Regions from separate parts of the Mus musculus genome. Here regions 1, 3 and 4 are each linked to region 2. A link is a loop called in an ENCODE intact Hi-C map of the cell type or tissue named here. Cell type or tissue: left cerebral cortex. All regions are shown on one strand.

What was found. Peaks named below come from ENCODE experiments on the same cell type or tissue, not always from the same donor. Only the 100,000 strongest peaks of a DNase experiment are listed, where the experiment ranks them.
Region 1: it touches region 2 in a loop (3-fold over the local background); 10 of 42 quality-filtered maps call a loop at or near these places.
Region 3: a loop joins it to region 2, with 2.6 times the contacts of the local background. A loop is called at or near these places in 6 of 42 quality-filtered maps.
Region 4: a loop joins it to region 2, with 2.0 times the contacts of the local background. A loop is called at or near these places in 11 of 42 quality-filtered maps.

What each region holds. Positions count from the first base shown.
Region 1 is chr17:56,130,229-56,135,228 of GRCm38, forward strand. It overlaps Sema6b (sema domain, transmembrane domain (TM), and cytoplasmic domain, (semaphorin) 6B), which reads right to left. Exons shown (of 17, transcript NM_001130456.1): 2 at 2,488-2,640; 3 at 2,270-2,393; 4 at 1,515-1,575; 5 at 1,295-1,357; 6 at 885-986; 7 at 478-568. The coding sequence starts at 2,611. Among named protein-coding and RNA genes, the nearest start is that of Sema6b, 7.6 kb to the right of the region's middle. In left cerebral cortex, CTCF peaks have their summits at 1,813 (motif pointing right), 2,690 (motif pointing right) and 4,614 (motif pointing right); DNase peaks (open chromatin) are centred at 1,824, 2,672, 4,458 and 4,559; H3K4me3 peaks cover 1,780 bases; H3K27ac peaks cover 1,945 bases.
Region 2 is chr17:56,348,354-56,353,353 of GRCm38, forward strand. Kdm4b (lysine (K)-specific demethylase 4B) reads left to right here. Exons shown (of 23, transcript NM_172132.3): 2 at 3,280-3,444; 3 at 4,623-4,798. The coding sequence starts at 3,304. Among named protein-coding and RNA genes, the nearest start is that of Kdm4b, 25 kb to the left of the region's middle. In left cerebral cortex, CTCF peaks have their summits at 890 and 2,573 (motif pointing left); a DNase peak (open chromatin) is centred at 2,569.
Region 3 is chr17:56,274,736-56,279,735 of GRCm38, forward strand. Ticam1 (toll-like receptor adaptor molecule 1) reads right to left here and starts at 2,032. Exons shown (of 2, transcript NM_174989.5): 1 at 1,959-2,032. Plin3 (perilipin 3) reads right to left here. Exons shown (of 8, transcript NM_025836.3): 8 at 4,227-5,000. The coding sequence ends at 4,997. In left cerebral cortex, CTCF peaks have their summits at 1,958 and 2,806 (motif pointing right); DNase peaks (open chromatin) are centred at 1,553 and 2,231; H3K4me3 peaks cover 1,722 bases; H3K27ac peaks cover 1,961 bases.
Region 4 is chr17:56,288,307-56,293,306 of GRCm38, forward strand. It overlaps Plin3 (perilipin 3), which reads right to left and starts at 2,205. Exons shown (of 8, transcript NM_025836.3): 1 at 2,148-2,205. In left cerebral cortex, a CTCF peak has its summit at 3,070 (motif pointing right); DNase peaks (open chromatin) are centred at 2,269 and 3,018; H3K4me3 peaks cover 1,470 bases; H3K27ac peaks cover 1,773 bases.

The DNA.
Region 1 (5,000 bases), 220 kb before region 2:
AGGCTAGCCTGGTCTACAGAGTGAGTTCCTGGACAGTTAGGGCTACACAGAGAAACCCTGTCTCAGAAAATCATAACAACAGCAACAATAAGAGAAGGTCCAGACGACAACGACGACAACAACAACAACAACCACAACAATCATAATAGAAAGACCAGAGGGGGTAGGAGCAAAAATTAGAACCTCAGCCTAGTGAGGACTGTCGAGAAGCTGAGCCTGGATCCTATCCTGATCCTACAACTGAATGAGCCTGAATCCCAGGCTGAGTCCTCATACAGGATGAGACTAAATCCAGTTGAACCTTGATCCCAGGCTAAATTTCTTCCTCCAGCTCAGACTAGCCACCATCCTGACCCTGACCCTGACCAGGTCCTCTTAGATTCTGCCCATTTCCCAGATGCCTCTGAGTGACCAGAATTTTAGAAATGGAAACTAGCTCTCTTGGGAGTGGACATGTCAACAGCAGAGACCACTCACCTGAGAAGAGGGCGACATTGGCATGTTTGGGGTCATAGGGGCAGCGGGCCATACCGCTGATGCTGTCACCAAGAAGCTGCAGTGTGTCCATCTGCAGGGAGGACAGAATCTAAGCAATACATCTCCTCACTCTGCCTGGCAGCTCCGGGGTTCCCCAGTCCGCCACTCCAGCCAGAACCCTAGCTTCACATTGCATTGCTGTGTGATTCTGGCCAGGCAATTAACCTTTCTGGACCTCAGTTTCATGGTCTGTGAAATGGGCCCAAGTCTATTGTCGTCAGTCCCGCAAGAGATGTGGGACAAGCCTGGCAAACCTAGCACAGGGATGTGCATGGCTGGGAGGAGACTCTGGGGACATGGAGGGTGAGGTAGATCCCTGGGTCTTGGAAGGAAGGGCTGAGACTCACACTGTAATTGGCGCAGATGGGATTGAACGCATTGGAGCCGCACACGAACAGCGTGGACTCATCGCGAAGCAGGAGCACCTTGACAAAGTTCCGACACTCACCCTGGGGTGGGGAAGAAGAAAGGAAGTGCAGAGGGCGTTGCCTGGCCCCTAGGCTTGTGGCTCAGGCTGAGAGCTCAGGCAAAGCAGACCCAAGGCTATTCCCGTGGGATGAAGGAGGTTGGGTGTGGCCTGGGGAGATTGGGTGTGGCAACTGAGGCACCTGTCCTTGAACACAACAATAACGGCTTGGAGCTCCTCCTCTGAGGTGGGAAGAATCACCCCAAGGCTGCAGAGAAGTCTAAGGCCCAGCTAGGAACATGGCTAGGGAGGGTAGGATAGGGATAGGTGACAAGGACAGGTCCCTCTAACCTCTTGCTTGCCCTTCATTCGACACACATCGATGTCACTGGGGTTGGAGCGCCAGGTCAGCTTCTACCAAAAAAAAAAAAGTGTGGTGAGGGGAGTGTAGCCCTCATCATCCTTCAGATCCCTCCTCCCAGCCAAGTCCACCCTGGATTCCACCTCCCCTTGAAGAGCTCCGCCCCACCCCCACCTGCACCTCCACCCCCATATGGTCCTTCTTCCTCACCCTCTGATATCGCAGCTCCGTGGAAGTGGATGGCTCCAGTTCTACTTGGTACAGGTTATCTCTGCAGGAGAGCATGGTGCGTGAGATTGGGGGGATGGGGGGACCCTACCACCTTCGTCCAATCACAGTGTCCATCTGGCACCCAATCACTCCTGGTCTGCATTGTGATTTCTGCCTTTGAAATCTATCCCACACCCACCCCTTTCTCAGTCTGCATGTTGTCACCATGTCTAGCCTTTAACTTCACAGCTTAGATACAGCCAGGCCTCAGCACGGACCCAGCCTTGAGAAACCGCCAGCAGGGGGCGCATGTGAGCACTGAGTCACTTCTATGGGTTCAAGACCAAGTTCTCTTTTGGCTTCCCCTCCATCACTCTGTCTAGACGCCCAGTAAATTGTGCCCTAGACATTGTCCCTAACAGTTATGCATGCATCACGCAGCATCCAACACCCTTAAAACTCAGGCCTAAGCCGGGGAGTGGTGGCACATGCCTTTAATCCCAGCACTCAGGAGTAGAGGCAGGGGGATCTCTGTGAGTTCCAGGACAGCAAGAACTACACAGAGAAATTCTACCTCAAACAAACAAACAAACGCCACCCAACAGTACCTTTAAAACTCAGTGCTCAATAGCCTTAAAACAGCGTTGAATAACCTGGAAACTCAGCATTCAGCACTATGGGGTCACACTTTCCAGCCAAGGCCCATCATGGACCCCTCAAGTGTGCTATTCTGGGGCCCCCCAACATTTGCATACCTGTCCCCAATGAACAGTGTCCTGTTAACACGTAGCACTCTCTGGATGTTGAGGTCCTCAGCACCCTCCGCAGCGGTCAGACGACCAGGCCCGCTGCCCACGAACACGGGATAGTGGCTCAAGTCTAAGGGAGGGAGTGGAAGGAGGGTTCATTTGGAAACAAGATCCTGTGTACCAGAGACCCTGACACACCCCTGCCCATCTCTCCCCAGACTCACAGTCCCTGGGAGCCACGCTGAGTGGAGGTGGTTCTTCTGGGAAAAGGCCATAGGTGACCCCCAGGAGCAACAGCAGGAAAAACGACAGGGCCGGGCGTGGAGGGGGCACTCGCGGGGTCCACATGGTGAGGACCGGATGACCACAGATGACACCTACAAGCCAGGAGGGCGGTGAGTTGAGCGGCCTGCAGTTTCATAATAAGCCGGTAGGGGGCACGCGAGTCCCTCCCTTCCTCCCTCCCAGAATAAAAATAACATTGATAATAATAACTACTCTCAGACGTTGTTTAATTAACAAGCGACTTTAAGACCACATGTGAGTAAAATTCTCAGGAAATAGCTGCAACTGAAAATGCATTAGGTAATTAAAAATTAATCACGAGAATTACAATAATGGATATTATCTTAAAACATGCGTTTAAAAATCCAATCTCAAAAAGCATTTTTTAAAAAACCCTTCAAATGAAAACGCGAAAAGCCTTAGAACCTGGCGTTGTGGCATAGGCCTGTCATCCCAGTCTTGGAGAGGCTGAGGCAGGAGCATCACTAGTTCCAGGACAGCTTGGTCTGCATAGCAAGACCCCACGATAAAACCAAATGGCCACAAAATTAGAACCAATACACAAAGAGGGACCGTATTTCCAATTCAAAGGCAGAAGAAAACATAGCAGAATTAAAAGCCCTTGGCATTTTATACACCACATCATTAGCAATGGGAGTCGTAGAATATCGCAGTGTGCAGGGGCCTTAGTGTCGCTGGTGGGTTTGACTTCCTGTCCCCTTGGACGACTTCCTTCTGCTCTCATTCATAAGTGAGGAATCCTGAGGTGTGTGAAAACATGCAGGACCCAGCCCTCCAAACCTAGGGGCCCCAGGGCAGGGCAGCGTCTCCCTACCAGAAAGGAGTACAGTCCAATTCGAGACACCCCACGTGGGTTTCTCAGAAGCTTCGTCAATCTCCAACAAACTCTGGGCCTCAGTTTCCCCATCCAGGCAGCAGAGATGTCTCCCAGCCTACCCCTGACCTTGTGTCTTGGAGATCAGAAGCCACAGTGGGTGGGGATGATGGAGGGAATATCAGCCCCAGGCTAACATCAGCCCCTGTTCTAACGGTCAGGGCCAAAAAACAGGAAGACCTTGCACGGCTTCCTCTGCCTGACCCTGGCTTCCAGGATTTGTGACTCAGAGTACGTGTGTTCTGGGACATGAGCCTACTTCCTTCTGAGCTTCCTAAGCTGGCTCCTCCCCTGTGCTGTCCCCCTGTACCCGCCCCATGACACCAGATTCCAGGAGGCTGACCTCTGCACTGCGGCCATCCTAACCCCATGCTACAGTCCCCAGACCCTCATTGGGGATTCTAGGCAGGGTTCCACTCCAGACCACGCCCCCAGCCCATCACGGGGGGGGGGGCGCGGGGGAGGGGGGATTCTAGGTCGGGCTCCACTCCTGTCCACGGTCCCAGTCCATCACTGGGGGGACTTGAGGGGAAGGGAGCGGCTCAACCCACAAGCCACGCCCCCAACTCTTTGACTTTTCTTCCGGGGACAAGGTCCAGACTCTAGCTCCAGACTCAGCCACCACAGGAGCTGCTTTGAGGAACTCTGGGTTCAACGAGAGCCTCTGCCCCTCCCACAAATAAAGTAGAATAATAAATATAGAATGTTTTGAGACAAAATCTTACTATGTAAATCAGGCTAACCTCAACCTTCCTGAGATCCACCCCTGAGCCCTGAATCACCTCCTGCTGGCACTCCATCCTCCATGATCGCTTGATCCTCAGCCATGCCCCCACCCCTCCTGGCTATGGCGCGCTGAGTCTTCAAGCGTCACCATCGAACTCGGGGTTCTAACCCGTCTCAGACACGCTGCAGCATCCCTGCATGCCAAAGCCCTTCCATGGCACCGCACTGGACGCCTCCGTCACGCCCCCTCCCTGTCACACTGCCTAACTTCCTCGCAGCCTAACCCCCCACAGCCGCAGGTTCACACCACAGGTGTGACACATTTTCGACTCCACCACAAAGTTCTCCAGCACACAGCAAATGGAAGTAAAACCGTGGGCTTCTCTCCTCCATCAACTCCCAGGCTGGCTCCGCCGCCATGTCCTCCCTGCCCTCACACTGTGGACACGAGGGGGCGCCTGCGAGCGCCGCGTCCGCTCTTTGCCCTCAGCCCTGCCATTCTACCCCAGCCTCCCTCCTCCCTTTCGGTCCTTTGCCTCCCTCCCTAATCTTTCCACAGCACTCTGCCCCGCCCCAGGGCCTTTGCACAAGCTTGATGCTCTGGGGGGCAGCAAGCAGGCGTCCGTGGCTCTCCTAGGGCCAGGTAGACCTTTGGTGCTCAATAATCGCTTGTTGTATGTGAATAAATGATCAACACTTAGCATTGAGCCCTACCCACCTCAGTGTCCTCCAGTCCTCTGCCACACACCCACTGTCTACTCACCCAGGCCAATCCCTCCCCGAGAGTCCCCAGAAAGTCAGACCACCTACATGCTCCCAAGTGTGTGTTCC
Region 2 (5,000 bases):
GGACTGGGAGGTGCTTCTGTCACAGCATGCAGGCTTCTTGTGCTCAGGGATCATGCTCAACTTGCACACAGCTAGGAGAGTAAGAGGAGTGGGGCAGTCAGCATTCTAGGGGCAAATTGTGCAGGCAAGACCTGTCCAGGAACCCCAACATGGGCCCAGCCACACCCCGGAACCGGCACAGGGAGATGTAGCTACCTCCATGCTGGAGACTGAGCTTGAGTCATGGGGTCTCTCAAGATGGTAGCCCAAGCCCATGGTTAGCTGGGAGTCACCAGGAAGTTTGAGGTATCAGACCTCCAGGGGGAGGGACCTTCAGGAGCAGGGGAGGTTGGGAAGACACCCTGGGACACCAGCAGGACTGACACCTGTAGTGTCACTACTGAGGGGCCTGTCAGGCTCCTGTTCTGTTTCCTGAGGGTACTGCCTAGGGTGTGGCACCTGTGCTGTCCTGGCCTCATGGTGCCTGATTGCTTCTGTGTGTCAAAGGGCTCAGCCCAAATGCTATCCCCCTGCCTTCTCAGGCCCTTGGAGCCCAGCCTATGTGCCCCTAGTCTTCCCTCTGGGAGGCTTTGTCCTAGGGCTTGTGTGTGTGTGGGACAAGTGTGTGTAGGCAATGGGGTACAGGTGACATGACATAGCCTGGCCACACAGTGTCCCACTGAAGAAGCAGCCATTGCAGAGGCTCTTTGTGTGCAGACCCTGTGCTATAGCCTAGGGCAGGCCACCAGCCACTCAGCCTGGCCTGAAAGCTCTGGTCTTGACACATGTTTCTGAACAGTAGGAGCAGGGTTGGGTAGGTCTTATTGGACACCTTACTCTCAGTCCCTGTTTTAACAGGCAGGAGGAGGGCAGGGCACTTTCCCTGTGGGCAATAAGGAGTTGTTGCCACTAAGTGGAGACAGTGAGTTTCCTGTTTGCTGGCTAGCAGGTGGTGGCTGGCTGTCCTCTTCCCCCAGTGCCCAGCACATACAATCTGAGGCTGGGTAGGAGGCTACTAGCCCTGCCTAGCCCAGGGCCTCAAGGTGAGTGGCACCTAGAATCCATTGTGCTGGGCCCATAGCAGATAATGGGCACGCCTGTGTCCTGCGGGCTTTTGTGTACCCCATGTCAGTGGCAGCTGTAACTCGTTGCTATAGATAGATGGAGATTCTCAGATGGTGCCCAAGTTCATGGTGCATCTGTGGTGGAAAGCACCTGGCCTGCCTGGCTCTCCTGGGGACCTGGGCCACTGCACCTGCCAGCCTGTCCAGCTTCTCTTAGGACTTGAGCCTTATCTCCCTGCATCTCTTGTGATGCATGCCCCAGAGAGCTCTGGCTGATCCCTTCTCCTATCCCAAGGGTCCTTTTCTTCTGGAGGGAGTGATATTTGTCTCTACTAGTCCTGGTCCACACCTCTGCTATGCCTCTCAGGATAGCCAGAGGGGTCAGTGTGGGCCTCATTCTCTGCTGATAATCTGCAGCTGGGACCTTCAGGATCCCAAGTCCTCGTCAGGTAAAGTCACCTGCTGCCAAGCATGACAACTCCGAGGTTTAACCCTGGGTCACACTTGTGGAAGGAGAGAGCTGACAACTGCAGGTTGCCTTCCGACCTCTGCATGTTTGGGCAGTGCTGCCTGCTATGTCCTAGCCCTCTTTCTGGTGAGCCTTCATGTGGCCAGCAGGAGGTTAGCTGCATTTTGTGTACCAGTGTGGTGCTCTGTCTGTGCCCCACTATCACTAGCACCCAGTGTGGGGGCTGAAGTGGCCCCTTGATGGGACACAGCTCTCAGGTCTCATCCCCCGTCACAGGTGCCCACACAGCACCCTGGTGGCAGCCTGGGCCTTTTCCCCGACCATATTGGACTTGAGTAAGAGACAGGCAGGCAGGTGGGAGACCAAAGTCATCATGAAGGAGAGAACCTGTGTGAAAGGGAAATGGTGGGTGCAGGCACCCTTATCCCACGAGGTAGAGAGACAGGCCATTGGTTCCCAGTGGTCCGGCTCTGGAACAGCTCTGTGGCACAGGACTCAGCTCATAGAAGAAACTCTGCTCCACCATTTCGTGTGGCCTGTGAGGCAGCGGAGGAGGGCCATGGTCAGGGCTGAGAGGAGTTAGTGGTCCTGGGCCCTTCCATGTGCCTCCCACCTGCCCATTCTAACACTGAGGCTGCTGGGGCCCCTGAGGAGGTGCTGTGCCTTCTACATCATCCTTCCCTAGCTCTCACCCTCTACATCTAGGAGGTGGCAGGTGAGCTCAGCAATTAGTGTGGGGCTGCTGGGGAGCAGTGGCAGTCCTGAGACCTGCTGGTGGGGTCAGTTGTCTAGCAGGATAGCTTCTAGTTATGTGGTTAGGGCCTTCCCCTTGTGTACTGGAGGACAATGTCTGGCAGTCCCCCTCTGTAAACCCTGTGCTCCTGTGAGCTCTGAGGGCTATGTCTAGTAGACCCTCAGGACACCCAGGTGATGCACGCAGCCTTATTCCTCTCCAGAGCCCTGAAGGACTGTGGCCTTTGGGTGCTCAGACACCAACTGGTGGCCTAGCTCACGGCTGTAATCAAGCCCTCTACTCCATTTATGGGCATGTGCTGCCACTTGGTGGACACTTTGGGAAATGCATAGGAGCTATTCTCTACTCCCACTTTGGGGCCTGTGTGTATGTGTGTGTGTGTGTGGGGGGGCAGTTCTCTAGGAGGATGGGACTCCACAACCCTTTCTGGACCCTGGGCTGCAGGCCATATGATTGCCCAGTGAGGAGAAGGCACCTGGCTGAGAAGATCCCTTTACAAGGGGCAGGTAGGAGGCCAGCACAGGTAAGTTGATGTTAGCTGTGGCTTGGGCTGGCTCAGACAGGTTGGATTTGCCCTCCTGATCCAGGGCTCTAAGAATAGCTGATGGAGTCCAGGTTTCAAACAGTTGGCTCCTGTGCACAAGTGGAGCCCTCTGAACAAGCCCAGTGTGCTCTCACATGTGCACAGGGCTCCTGGGTGACGTGGTGACCTAAGGCTACAAGGTCTGCATGGGAAGGTCCCTGCTGAGAACAGTGCTGGGCTCCAGGGGGCCTCTGATTGGAAAATACACAGCTTCTGGGACCCCGTCAGCTTTAGAAGGAGGGTTCCTATGTGTTTACTCAACCGGTGTCACCTTGGCTTTTGACTGGTGGGAGTATGGGGCTTTGTGGTTTGCTGGCCTGGCACGGCTGCCTGCTGTTGCCCTCAGGAGCTGTGGGTATTTCGTTGCCTCCAAGGGAGGCTTGGAGGTGGTGATGGCAGGGCTATGCTGACTGCTCTTATCTCCTCACAGGTGTAGCTCCACTTTGCTGCAACCATGGGGTCCGAGGACCACAGCGCCCAGAACCCCAGCTGTAAGATCATGACTTTCCGCCCCACCATGGATGAATTCAGGGACTTCAACAGATATGTGGCGTACATTGAGTCGCAGGGTGCCCACCGTGCTGGCCTGGCCAAGGTGCGTCATGCCACTCCCAAGCTCCTTTGTGCCCAGACACTGTGGCACTGCCTCCCCGACCTTCTTAAACATGGAGGCAGACACTGGTTTTGTGGCTGTGGCTTGGGCTGGCTCAGACAGGTTGGATTTGCCCTCCTGATCCAGGGCTCTAAGAATAGCTGATGGAGTCCAGGTTTCAAACAGTTGGCTCCTGTGCACAAGTGGAGCCCTCTGAACAAGCCCAGGGTTCCTAGACCAAATCAGGGCACATGTTGTGTTCCTGACTCTAGGGAGTGGCCTAGCTTGGGTGGGACACAGAACCTGCTGCTATGAGGGACAAAGCTTTTGGAGGGCTAGGGTTGGAAGGGGACCTGATGCCTAGGGGTGGTGGTGCCAGGAGACACTTTTAATTATTGATGGAGTGGCAGAGGTTAAGTACCTTGTTCTTGGGGCCCTGCGACTCTGCCTAAACTTTGCATTCTACTGTTTTGCCTGCCTGTCTGAATGGAGCTGTCATACTAAGTTGTGGCTCAGGTTCCCTGTAACCTTGTGGACCTATGTTAATCCATGGGAGAGAATGCTGGGGAGGCTGACTTCATCTGAGCCCTAGGCACACACAGCACAGCATGAGCACACACCTCTTCCTACCTTCTGAGGGCAGATGGACAGACACCACAAGCATCTGTGGCCCGTGCTCTGCCGTATGAGCCGAGCCGTGTATGAGCCAAGGGCATAGGCTCATCAGCCTTGACTGGTGTGTGTACGTACGTGCGTGCGTGCGTGCGTGCGTGTGTGTATGTGTGTTCGCGCTATGGTGTATTTGTGTGTGTGTATGCGTGCATGTCTATAAGAATGTGAATGTGTGGGTGGCTATCTGTGTAAGAATGTGTATATGTATGTGTATGGTGTGTCTGTGTAAGAATATGTGTGTGAGTATAAGAATCTGAGTCTGTGTGTTTATGTGTGGGTATCTGTAAGAATGTGAGCATGTATGTGTGTGTGTATGTGTGAGTGTGAGTGTGTGTGTGTGTGTGTGCCTGCTGCAGTGGGACCCAACTGCCCCTTGTTTGTCACAGCTGTCTTGTCATGGTTGTGTGGTGCCTGTACTGCAGCACTAGCCTGGAGCACTTAAATAATTGGGGACCTGGGATCCCCTACCCTTGGGAGCTCTATCACCTACACCGTTCTTGGCCCCGCAGATCATTCCACCCAAGGAGTGGAAGCCACGGCAGACGTATGATGACATCGACGATGTGGTCATCCCAGCGCCTATTCAGCAGGTGGTGACGGGCCAGTCGGGGCTTTTCACACAGTACAACATCCAGAAGAAGGCCATGACTGTGGGGGAGTACCGCCGCCTAGCCAATAGTGAAAAGTATGTGGGTGAGAGCAGTCTCTCTGCTGCTCAGGCTTCTCACTTTCCAGAGGCCCAGCTTGACCCTTACCTTGTCCCTGTCTCTGTCCCTAGGGGGCTTCCCTCATCCCAGTATGTGGCCTGAAGGTGGCCCTTCAGGGGAGGTCCCCCCATGCTTCCTGGAAACCTCTTCCTGCTTCCGTGCATCTTGTGGCTTACAGTC
Region 3 (5,000 bases), 74 kb before region 2:
GCATAACCTTACACTTCTGATCCTCCTGCCTCCACCATGTATGGGCAGCAGCTTCCTCTTGTCCAAGCTATATCTGAAAAGCTGAGACAGAGGATTTCTTTCTTTCTTCTTTCTTTTTTTTTTTTTTTTAAAGATTTATTTATTTATTATATGTAAGTACACTGTAGCTATCTTCAGATACTCCAGAAGAGGGAGTCAGATCTCGTTACGGATGGTTGTGAGCCACCATGTGGTTGCTGGGATTTGAACTCCGGACCTTTGGAAGAGCAGTCAGGTGCTCTTACCCACTGAGCCATCTCACCAGCCCTCTTTCTTCTTTCTTGTTTTGTTTTTGGGTTTTTTTTTTTGGGGGGGGGTTGGTTTTTCAAGACAGGGTTTCTCTGTGTAGCCCAGGCTGTCCTGCACCTCGCTCTGTAGACCAGGCTGGCCTCAAACTCCAGGCTGGTGAGATGGCTCAGCGGATAAGAGCACCAACTGCTCTTCCGAAGGTCGTGAGTTCAAATCCCAGCAACCATATGGTGACTCACAACCATCTGTAACAAGATTTGACTCCCTTTTCTGGAATGTCTGAAGACAGCTATAGTGTACTTATATATAATAAATAAATCTTTAAAAAAAACAAACTCAGAGATCCACCCTCTTCTGCCTCCTGAGTGCTGGGATCAAAGGTATGTACAACCACTGCCCAACAACAGGAGGATTCTTGAACCCAAGAGATCAGGGTCCACTTAGGTAAGTTCCAGGTCAGCCTGGTCAGCATAGTGATACACCCTGTCTTAAGATACAAATAACACAGCTGGGCGTGGTGGCGCACGCCTTTAATCCCAGTACTCAGGAGGCAGAGGCAGGTAGATTTCTGAGTTCAAGGCTAGCCTGGTCTACAAAGTGAGTTCCAGGACAGCCAGGGCTACACAGAGAAACCCTGCCTCAAAAACCAAAAAAAAAAAAAAAAAAAAAAAAAGATACAAATAACACAAATGACACAAAAATAAAGGTAGTTATTTTTAAGAGAGAGGGAAGAGGAAAGGGGAGAGTAAGGAGAGAGAGAGAAAGAAGGAGGGAAGGAGAAGGGGAGGGGGAGGGGAGAGTTAGGAAGAGGGAGGAGATGTGCTCAGTGGGTAAAGCACTCATCCAGCATGCCAGTCTGGCAATGGTGGCTCAGGCCTTTAATCCTAGCACTTGGGAGGCAGAGGCAGGTGGATTTCGAGTTCAAGGCCAGCCTGGTCTACAGAGTGAGTTCCAGGACAGCCAGGGCTACACAGAGAAACCCTGTCTCAAAAAAAAAAAAAAAAAAAAAAGCATCCAGCATGCCTAAGAGACTGTGTGATATCCCCAGAACAGCAGAAACCAGGATGGGTGGATGGTGAGTGGATGGGGTAAATAGGCCTCTTTCTTTCTTCCCTGGCCTTCTCTCCCTGGCAGAACTTAGTCTCTGGCACAGGGGGGCCCTCCTCCAGGCTCTGCTGACTGTCAGCTCTGGAACTCAGGGACTTTGTACTGCCAGGGTGACCTTGCATGTATCCAGGGGCCGGAAATAGTTGACTGTAGAAGGTGCAGCAAGCCAGTCCCCACAGGTAGTAGTAGATGGTGTCTGTGTTAGTCTGGGGCAGGAATTTTGACAGGGAACATTGAGGTAGAGAAAGCAGATCTGATCAGGAAATAGCGACAACGGGAGGGATTGAGGGTGGAGAGGGTTGAGGATTCGCTGTTGGGGCTGGAGAAGACCTGGGACTTAGAAGATCTAGCCATGGAGGTTGGGGGGGGGGGGGGGTAACTAGGAACTGAGCGAGCACCCAGGGTCACAGGGCTGGTTTGGGAGTTAGGAGTTGGATTGCGGATCTGAGTATCCATGGGAAAGAACTTGAGGAACCTGGCAGCCTGCAGGTGGCCGGCCCAGCATCTATTCCCGACCCTATGCCCGCCGGCCCGCCGTCCTGTTCCCTCTGCCTTCATCCTACCTGGCTGTAGGGGTCTTGAGCTGGTAGATCTCCCGGTCCCTGGTGGCTGCTGGAGGAGGAGGAGAGAGAAGGGAGGAGGGAGCGTTCGGTTCCGCCCCTTCCTCCCTTCCGGGTCTGGGGGGGGGGGTAGGGGGGGGATGAAGTCAGCGTGTAATCTTATCTAGCTGAGCCAAGCCCTGCCCTCCCGCCCAGTGTCCTGGCGCCACGTGGAACTAGGCAGGACTTGTACTTTGTGAGGCCAGAGCTGGGGAAAGGAAGAAGGAACCCTCCGCCCACAGAGAACTTTAAGCTGTTAGCCAAAGAGCTCAGCTAGTGACATACTCTGGGGATTCGCAAAGCACCATGTGGCTAAGTGCACTGGGAACCTGATGACTCACACTTGTCAGTCCAGCATCACACAGAAAACTAAAGCAGAGAGATTGCCCAGAGTTCCAAGGAAGCCTGACCCACAGAGTGAGACCTCCATCTCAAAAATAAGTTCATACAAGATAAGTAAACAGAAGTGCTGGAGGCCACAAGGTTTTATACAACTGTTAGGTTGTAAATATTTTTAATTCTTTACTTGATTTTACTTGGTGTTGTGTGTATGTATGTGCATGCAGGCATGTATGAATGTAGGTCAAAGAACCGCAAGTACCATTACTTGCTGAGCCGTCACAGAGACACAACACAAAGATTTGTCGGAGATTTCTGGGTATTTACTTTTGAGAAACGGTCTGTGTATGCATACTGGGACTTGGGGCTATCCTCCTAGCTCAGCTAGATGGTGAGATTACAGGCATACTTTAAAGCTTTATTTATTTATTTTACGTATGAGTACACTCTGGCTCTCTTCAGATACACCAGAAGAGGGCATCAGATCTCATTACAGTCGGTTGTGAGCCACATCTGATGGATGTGGTTGCTAGGGGTTGAACTCGGGGACCTCTGGAAGAGTAGCCAGTGCTCTTAGCCACTGAGCCATCTCTCCAGCCCTATGGCATGTTTTAAAACTGATAAAACTAAATTGTGAAAACAGAAAAGCAGCAGTTCCCAGAGGACTATGACTGGAAGATGAGGTGCACAAAGGAGAACCACCCCACCCTCTTGCTGGGGAGTCTAGGCAGGAGTATCTGCCTCATGCCACTGAACTCAATCTCTCCCAGACTCTGGACACTCATCTCCCCAAAGCAGGTAGCAGACGGACTTCTCCACATTTTCATGCTTACATATGCACACGTATTTGTGTAAGTTGGAGGTTGACATCAAGTGTTTGCTCTTGGTCACATCTTTAGGAGACAGTTTCCTGAGTCCAGCCATCTCAGAAACAAGTTCTATCTTGCTGGCAGGGTCAAGACTGAGTTCATGTTCCCAGGCCCCAGAATACAACTCCTATCCTGCTTCTTAGATCTTTCATGTTTGTCTGTTAGCCAGTGAAGGCTGTAAGGAAGGAAGATGCTGTTCTCCAGTTATCCAAACTAAAGCACACAAGTCGTTAGTGTGTCCCTGCCTTGATTTAACTGACTACTGCGGCTCACCCACTCCTTTGGTCCTTCACCACACTAGATTCCAGGTCAGAGTCCAGGAGGGGACTAGGCTGTAAAAGCTGACTCAAGGACCCTGAAACCAGGTGACCCAGATAAGACCTAGTCACCAGTGTTAAGTCCTTGTTTAACCCTTTGTGTCAAGATATGATTGGTCAGTACCCAGGTCCCCTTCGCTTTGTGTTCCCATCCTATAAAAAGCGTCGTGCAGTCTCTCATCAGGGTTCAGATCCCCAACTGGCCACCTCCCTGCCAGTGCAGAAAATAAAGCTTTTATTTTTTAAGCTTCTGTCTCTGAAGTAAGTTTTCTCAGTTTCTACCGCAAACCAAACAACTCCAAGCACTTTACCACAGCAGGCAGCTCTCCTGCCCCGAGTTTTGCTGTTTTGAAACATAGTCTCAAAGTAGCCCAGGTTAGTTTCAAACTTACTAGGTAGTCAAGGATGACCCTGAACTCCAGATCTTCTTGTCCCCACCTTCCCTGAGATCAAGGGGAACAGACTGTGGGCATATTTGGCAGGCTCAGCTTGTCACACTGACCCTTCTCCATACATCACAGAGACGGAGGGAAAATAGGCAGCAGGCCCTTCCTGCTGTCCCCACAGGGTCACAAGTGATCACGTCCAACATTCAAAGTGGGAAGACTCGCACTGTGCATAGAGTAGAGACAGAAGGAAGAAGGTCTCTAGGGATGTCAGGGCAGCTCAGCTCCTAGGAAGGCAACACACATATACACCATCCACTTGGCCTCTGATGCATATAAAATTTATTAAGGCAATACTGAGCCCCAGGATTTGAGGAACAGTGTACTCGGCCCTCACTTTCTCATCTGAAACAATTGCAACATCCCAGCTGTCTATCCTGTCACAGTTGCTGGGTTCTTGGGCCAGGTATCAGGGTCTGTTAGAAAAGCTCTTGCTAGCCGGCCTTTAATCCCAGCACTCAGGAGGCAGAGGCAGGTGGATTTCTGAGTTCAAGGCCAGCCTGGTCTACAAAGTGAGTTCCAGGACAGCCAGGGGCTATACAGAGAAACCCTGTCTCAGGAAAAAAAAAAAAAAAACAAACAAGAAAAGCTCTTGCTATTGTGGGCCATGATGTAGAAAAGAAACCCGGAGTGAAAAATCATTATGCCTTTTTTTACTTCAAGACAAGGTCTAATGTAGCTTAGACTATCACTGAATTTGTGATGTGGCAGCCGGGCTTTGAACCTGTGACCCTCTTGCCTCTATACCACAGTGCTGACACAGGATGACAGACTAGTGCTATCACTATTCATTACCCTCATTCCTCATTTTTTTTTTTTTTTTTTTTTTAGGAAAAAAACATTTTTTTTTTCTAGAATGTTCTGGATCTTTTTACCCCTGGAACATTCTAGAAAAAAAATTGCTTTAAAAGACTGATGGGAATAGGTTAAACACATGTCTCATTCAGACTCAGTAGGGGAGGACCTGTTGTGCAATTGGACTGTTGGGAAAAGCAGTCAAGCCAGATAGATGTTGGCCCTGAACCTTCTCCCTAC
Region 4 (5,000 bases), 60 kb before region 2:
CTCACTTCTGCCATTCATTAAGGTCAGGTCCTATACCTCTCTCAAGGGTACTGTTTCCTCACAGTCTTCTTCCATGTGACCAGACAGTTGACACTGTTCCCACAGCTGTGCCCATTTGTGGGTCTCAACATGACAATAGTCCCAGCAGAAGGGGACTTAGAAACAAAAACAAACTAACAAATGTCCCTGTGTGTTCAAGTCTAACAAATGCCCCTGTGTGTTCAAGACAGAGACCTCTTGCAAGCCAAGAAGTTCAGAGGCAAATGTCTGAAACATCCAAGATTCTCTTTCTCTCTCCTTAAAGAGTATGTTGGGAGTTAGGAGGTACAAAGCAAGTATTGCTCTCTCAGAGGATCTGAGTTTGATTCCCAGCACCCATAGCACGGGATTCACAACTACCTGTAACTCAAGGTCAAGGACACGTGATCTCTACAGGCACCACATCCACACGGGCATACACACAACTCAAAATAAGATAAGCCAGGTGTGCGCCTTTAATCCCAGCACTTGGGAGTTGGAGCAGGAGGGTCTCTGTGAGTCCCAGGCCAACCTGGTCTACAGAGTGAGACCCAGTTACAACAAAACATAAAGCAAAAATAAACAAATATAATACATCTTATAAAGATCTACATTTTAGTTTTGCTTATGTGCATGCAGTGGCCACAGAGTTCAGGAGAGTCAGACCCCTGCAGCTGGAGTTAGGTTACATAAGGAGCCTGAAGCTGGTGCTAAGAACTGAGCCTCGGTCCTTTGAGGGAACAGGAAGTGCTCTTAACTACTGAATCATCACTTGCAGCCGGAGTCTGCTTGTCTTTACATAGAATGTTAGAAGATCAGGAAGCTTAATGGACTAAGGACAGAGTTCAGACAGAGGTAGAAGCCTGGCGTCTGAATTTTAGGACAGGTAGGTGATATCATTTGTTTAAAAACCAGTTAAAAACTGGGGCTGGGCCTTCCAGATGCCCCAGAACAACAAACACCAAGTGTGATGGCACATGCCTGTCACCCCAGCACTTGAGGAAGGTTAGAAATCAAAGCCATCTTCCACTACCCAGTGTGTGAATTCTAGGCCAGCCTGGGCTTTATGAGATTGCTTGGCGTTGTCTGCAGAATGCTCAAATCGGCAGCTAAACCACAGTGGGTGCTCAATAAACTAGTCTGGCAAACCGCAGCAGTTAGGTTTGCGATAAAGATTTCCCAACACGGGAGTCAGGTGATGCTGGTCATGCCTTCCTGTCATCGGTAAGGTGGGTGGCAAAGCCTGAGGAGTCAGACACCCCTGGAGCTCCCCTTCCTAAGCAATGGTGGCCGCTGGAGAAAAACAAGGGCTTTTTGCTCTTTTTGAGCACTTGTGGCAGCTAATCTCTCTACACCCGGCTCCAGCTGCCTGAAACTGACCCTCCCCCACACACTCCGCCCACCAGATTACTTTCTCTGCAAAGAAAGCCAGAAAAGCCCCCAGGGTCAAAAAACCAGCATGTAGCCAAGGCTTAGAAGTGGTTAAGGGAGTCTTTCGGCCTGGTTTGGTGACAATGCTGTCATCCCAGCATTTTTGGTGGAGGCAAATTCCAAGGCACCCTAAGTTTAGCGTAGGGCCATTTCCAAAAACAATTAACAAGACAGAAACAAAACATTAAATTTGAGAGATTCCAACAGAGGGAGGCACCATGCTCGGCTGGGGGTCACAGCTTCCTGTGGAACAGGCCTGGCTTTATGTAGGATCCAGGGCCTGGGGCTAGTTAGTGCACGGCAGGTGAAGCTATTTGTGACTGTGCCTGCGGGGTTGTTTGTTCTTGGGGACAGGAGACTCAGAATCACGGGGAAGAGGGAGGAGCCGCAGCCCAGGACACACGGGACTCGCATTTGAACACAACTCTAATTCTGGGGACCCAGGACAGTGGAATCCACCTTTTTGGACGCTCAGGGACTCCGTCACTGACGAGGACGCTAAGGTCCTAGGGTGGCCAGGCCAAGAGTTGGAAGCGCTGCAGAAGTTGGGTCCTTGGGTAAAAGTTAGTCTCTAGAAGTAGGGTTTCCTAGCGTGCAGGGATTTTTGGGATACCGGAGTCCTCCCAGGAAGCCTCGTTTCTCCCTCCTCTCTAAGGGCGCCTCAAGATCGATCCTGCCCCTTGCCCCCCAGCTCTCACCAAAGTCCTCAGGTCGTCCAAGCGAGGAAACCTCCCCTACCAAGTCCAGCTTGGATCTACCGGGTGGGGCGGGGCGGCCTTGTGCATCCCCCGTGGAGGGAGGGGCCTTGGAGTGACAGGACAGAGGGCCAATCAGAGGTCCCTATGGCGTAGTTCCGCCCACCCTTCTAAGGCGACCCAGCCCAGGTTGCTTGCATTAGTTGAGTCCCAGAAAGACTTGGAGTCCTGATCCTAGATGGAGGGGAGAGGGGAGTGCCATTCTGGGGTCCTTGAATCCTCCCATGTTTCCAGAGACCTTAGAGAGGCTTCCAGATCCAAGGACTGATTGAGTGACATTTTTAGAAGCCCATCGGACCCAGGGAAATCAATGCCAGGAGGTTACACACCCTGAACCTCAGCCCTGATTGGGTCCTAAAGGAAAAGTTGCTGTCATCCAGATTGAGGTTCTTGTTGTCCCAAGTCCTCTGGACGAGGGCACTGAGGCCCTGATATGGCCAGCCATGCGCAGTATCCAGCTTTCTGCTCCTGGACCCCTGGATCAATCCTTTCCTGAAGACAGACACCTCCTGGACTTTTTTTTTTTTCTCATCCCTAAATCTTCTTTCTCCCCTTGGCCTGTAAGCCAAGTGTTAACCTCAGACGGCTGCAGGAGCTAAGAAAGAAGGGAATGTATTTTTGTTGAGGGTGTGACTACGTGTGCAGTTGTGAAAATGTGCACGGGCATTTGCAACTGCGCATGCACGGATGTGAGCCAGGCCTGGAGAGGACCCACCCTTACTGAGTTACCTCAGATCTTTCCAGACTTCCGCCCGGCCCCTCCTTTTTTTTTCTGAGCTGCCTTGACTCAGGCTGAGTTCTTTATCTTCCTGCTTCCAGTGAACAATGCCGCCTTCACAGGGGCAGTGGCGGGATGGGGCATGTTGCCACCAGGTGGCGCCCTGCTCGCGACTGCGCCCCTCCCCGCCATGTCCCCCAACGGTGCCACTTCCCTCTGTGCCTCTAGCGCCTCTGCGTTCCTTCCCTTACAGAGCCCCTCCACTCTGTGTCCCCTACAGCGACCTTCTCTCTGTGACCCCCTCCCGACGGCTCCCCTCTCCTCTCTTTCCACAATGGCGCCTCTCCCTCTCTGTGCCCCTGACGTGTCTAGGCCCATCGGTGCCGTAGAAAGCATGTCCTATTAACCTTGGGCCTGGCCCATGGCTCATTAGCTGTGTATACAGGCATTCAACAATTATTAGGCACATGCTGTACACAAAGGTCATGTAGGGCAGCCCCAGGAACATAGTCTGTACCCTCTCAGCTTGGTAGCATTCAGAGACCAGTGGGAAGTCACGCCAGCAGAATAGCATTAAGACTTTAGAGGGATACTGGGTGGACCACCAGAGCTACACAGTGACTGTCTTAAAAAACAAAACAATATTGGGAGGGGAGTCGAAGGAAAATTTAAAATGTATATTACACCTATTTATTTAGGGGGGCACTCTACCACTAGTGTGTGTGTAGGTCAGGAAAGAGCACGTGGGACGTCATTTCTCTGCACCACCGTTGTTGAGCCTGGGGACTAAGCTCAGATCTGCAGAGTTGGCAGCCACTCCCTCCCTTTCTCACTGATCCATTTCACTGGCCTCTAAGGGACTTTTACTTTGTCTCACTGACTGAGGCCATATCCCCCCCCCCCTCCCCGGCTTCAGTCTCCCAGTGATGGAATGAGAGGAGAAATTAGAGGCTAGTGCACAGTGCTCAATCAGTATACACAAAACTTGGGTTCTGCCCCCACCCCCCACCCCACATCCACCAGGTGTGGCACATGCCTGTCACTCCAGCAGCCAGAGCTGAGGCAGGGGGACCATGGGGAATCAGTTCAAGTGTTACCCAGTGAGTTTGAGGCCGGCCTGAGTTCCATGAGATTGGAGCAGGAAAAACAATGGAAGATGCTAGATGAAACAGGAGCTCTCGGTCTGTGTCCTTACTCTTTGAAGGATAATTAACAGCCACAAGCCCTTGCTGTAACTCAGTGACCTGATGGCCAGCTGCTACCCATGTCTCCTTCTCACGTGGACCGTGGACGGGGGGGGGGGTGTCCTGCCCCTCACCACAGGAAGCTGGGGGTCATTTAACATGCAGAACCTGGCTCTGTCTGTCCCCACCCTCCTGAGCCTTGTGGCAGCCAGCTGCTGCTGTACCCTGTGAAGTGGCGGTGGTAAGCTTGGGGGAAGAACACGGCTCTGAGACCCATGGTCCACCAGGTTGGCATGGCTTCTCCCAGGCCCTTGAGTTACCTGCGTTCCTTTCTCTGGCCACCACATTCTGACCACCATTTCCTGGCCACTCCAGGTCCTGTGAGAGGCATGCAGCAGGTCTCCTTGGTCCCTTGCTTCTCTGGGCTCTGGGGTCAACCCTGCATGCTGCCTGGTGGCTCCTGGGGTGACTTAAAGCAAGTTGGGTAGTGGGCAGATTTCAGTGTGTAAGTATCTTGGCTGGCCCAAGGGCTGTGCTCTAACCTAATCCCTCTGGGACCACAGCCCTCCTAATCCCTACAGAGGGCAGCCTGAGCCAAGGTGTCCTGGCTTGGCCTGCACCTTAGAGCACTGCCAACAACCAGGACATCCTGGTCATGTTGTCATGCTGGTGGGAACAAGATGTTCCTGCTATCTCTTTGGATGGAGACTGGTCTCCTGTGTGGAGGCTGACCGGCTGCTGCTGTCCTAGTGACCATCTTGAAACCAAGTAAGTGAACATAGGTATCACTTAGGACCTGGTGGGGGTGGCAGCCTTAAGTCCCTCTAATTGACAAGAGCTCCTTCTAACAGCTGTAGATGGCAGAGTTCATATTTCCTAGATAGTGGAAGAGAT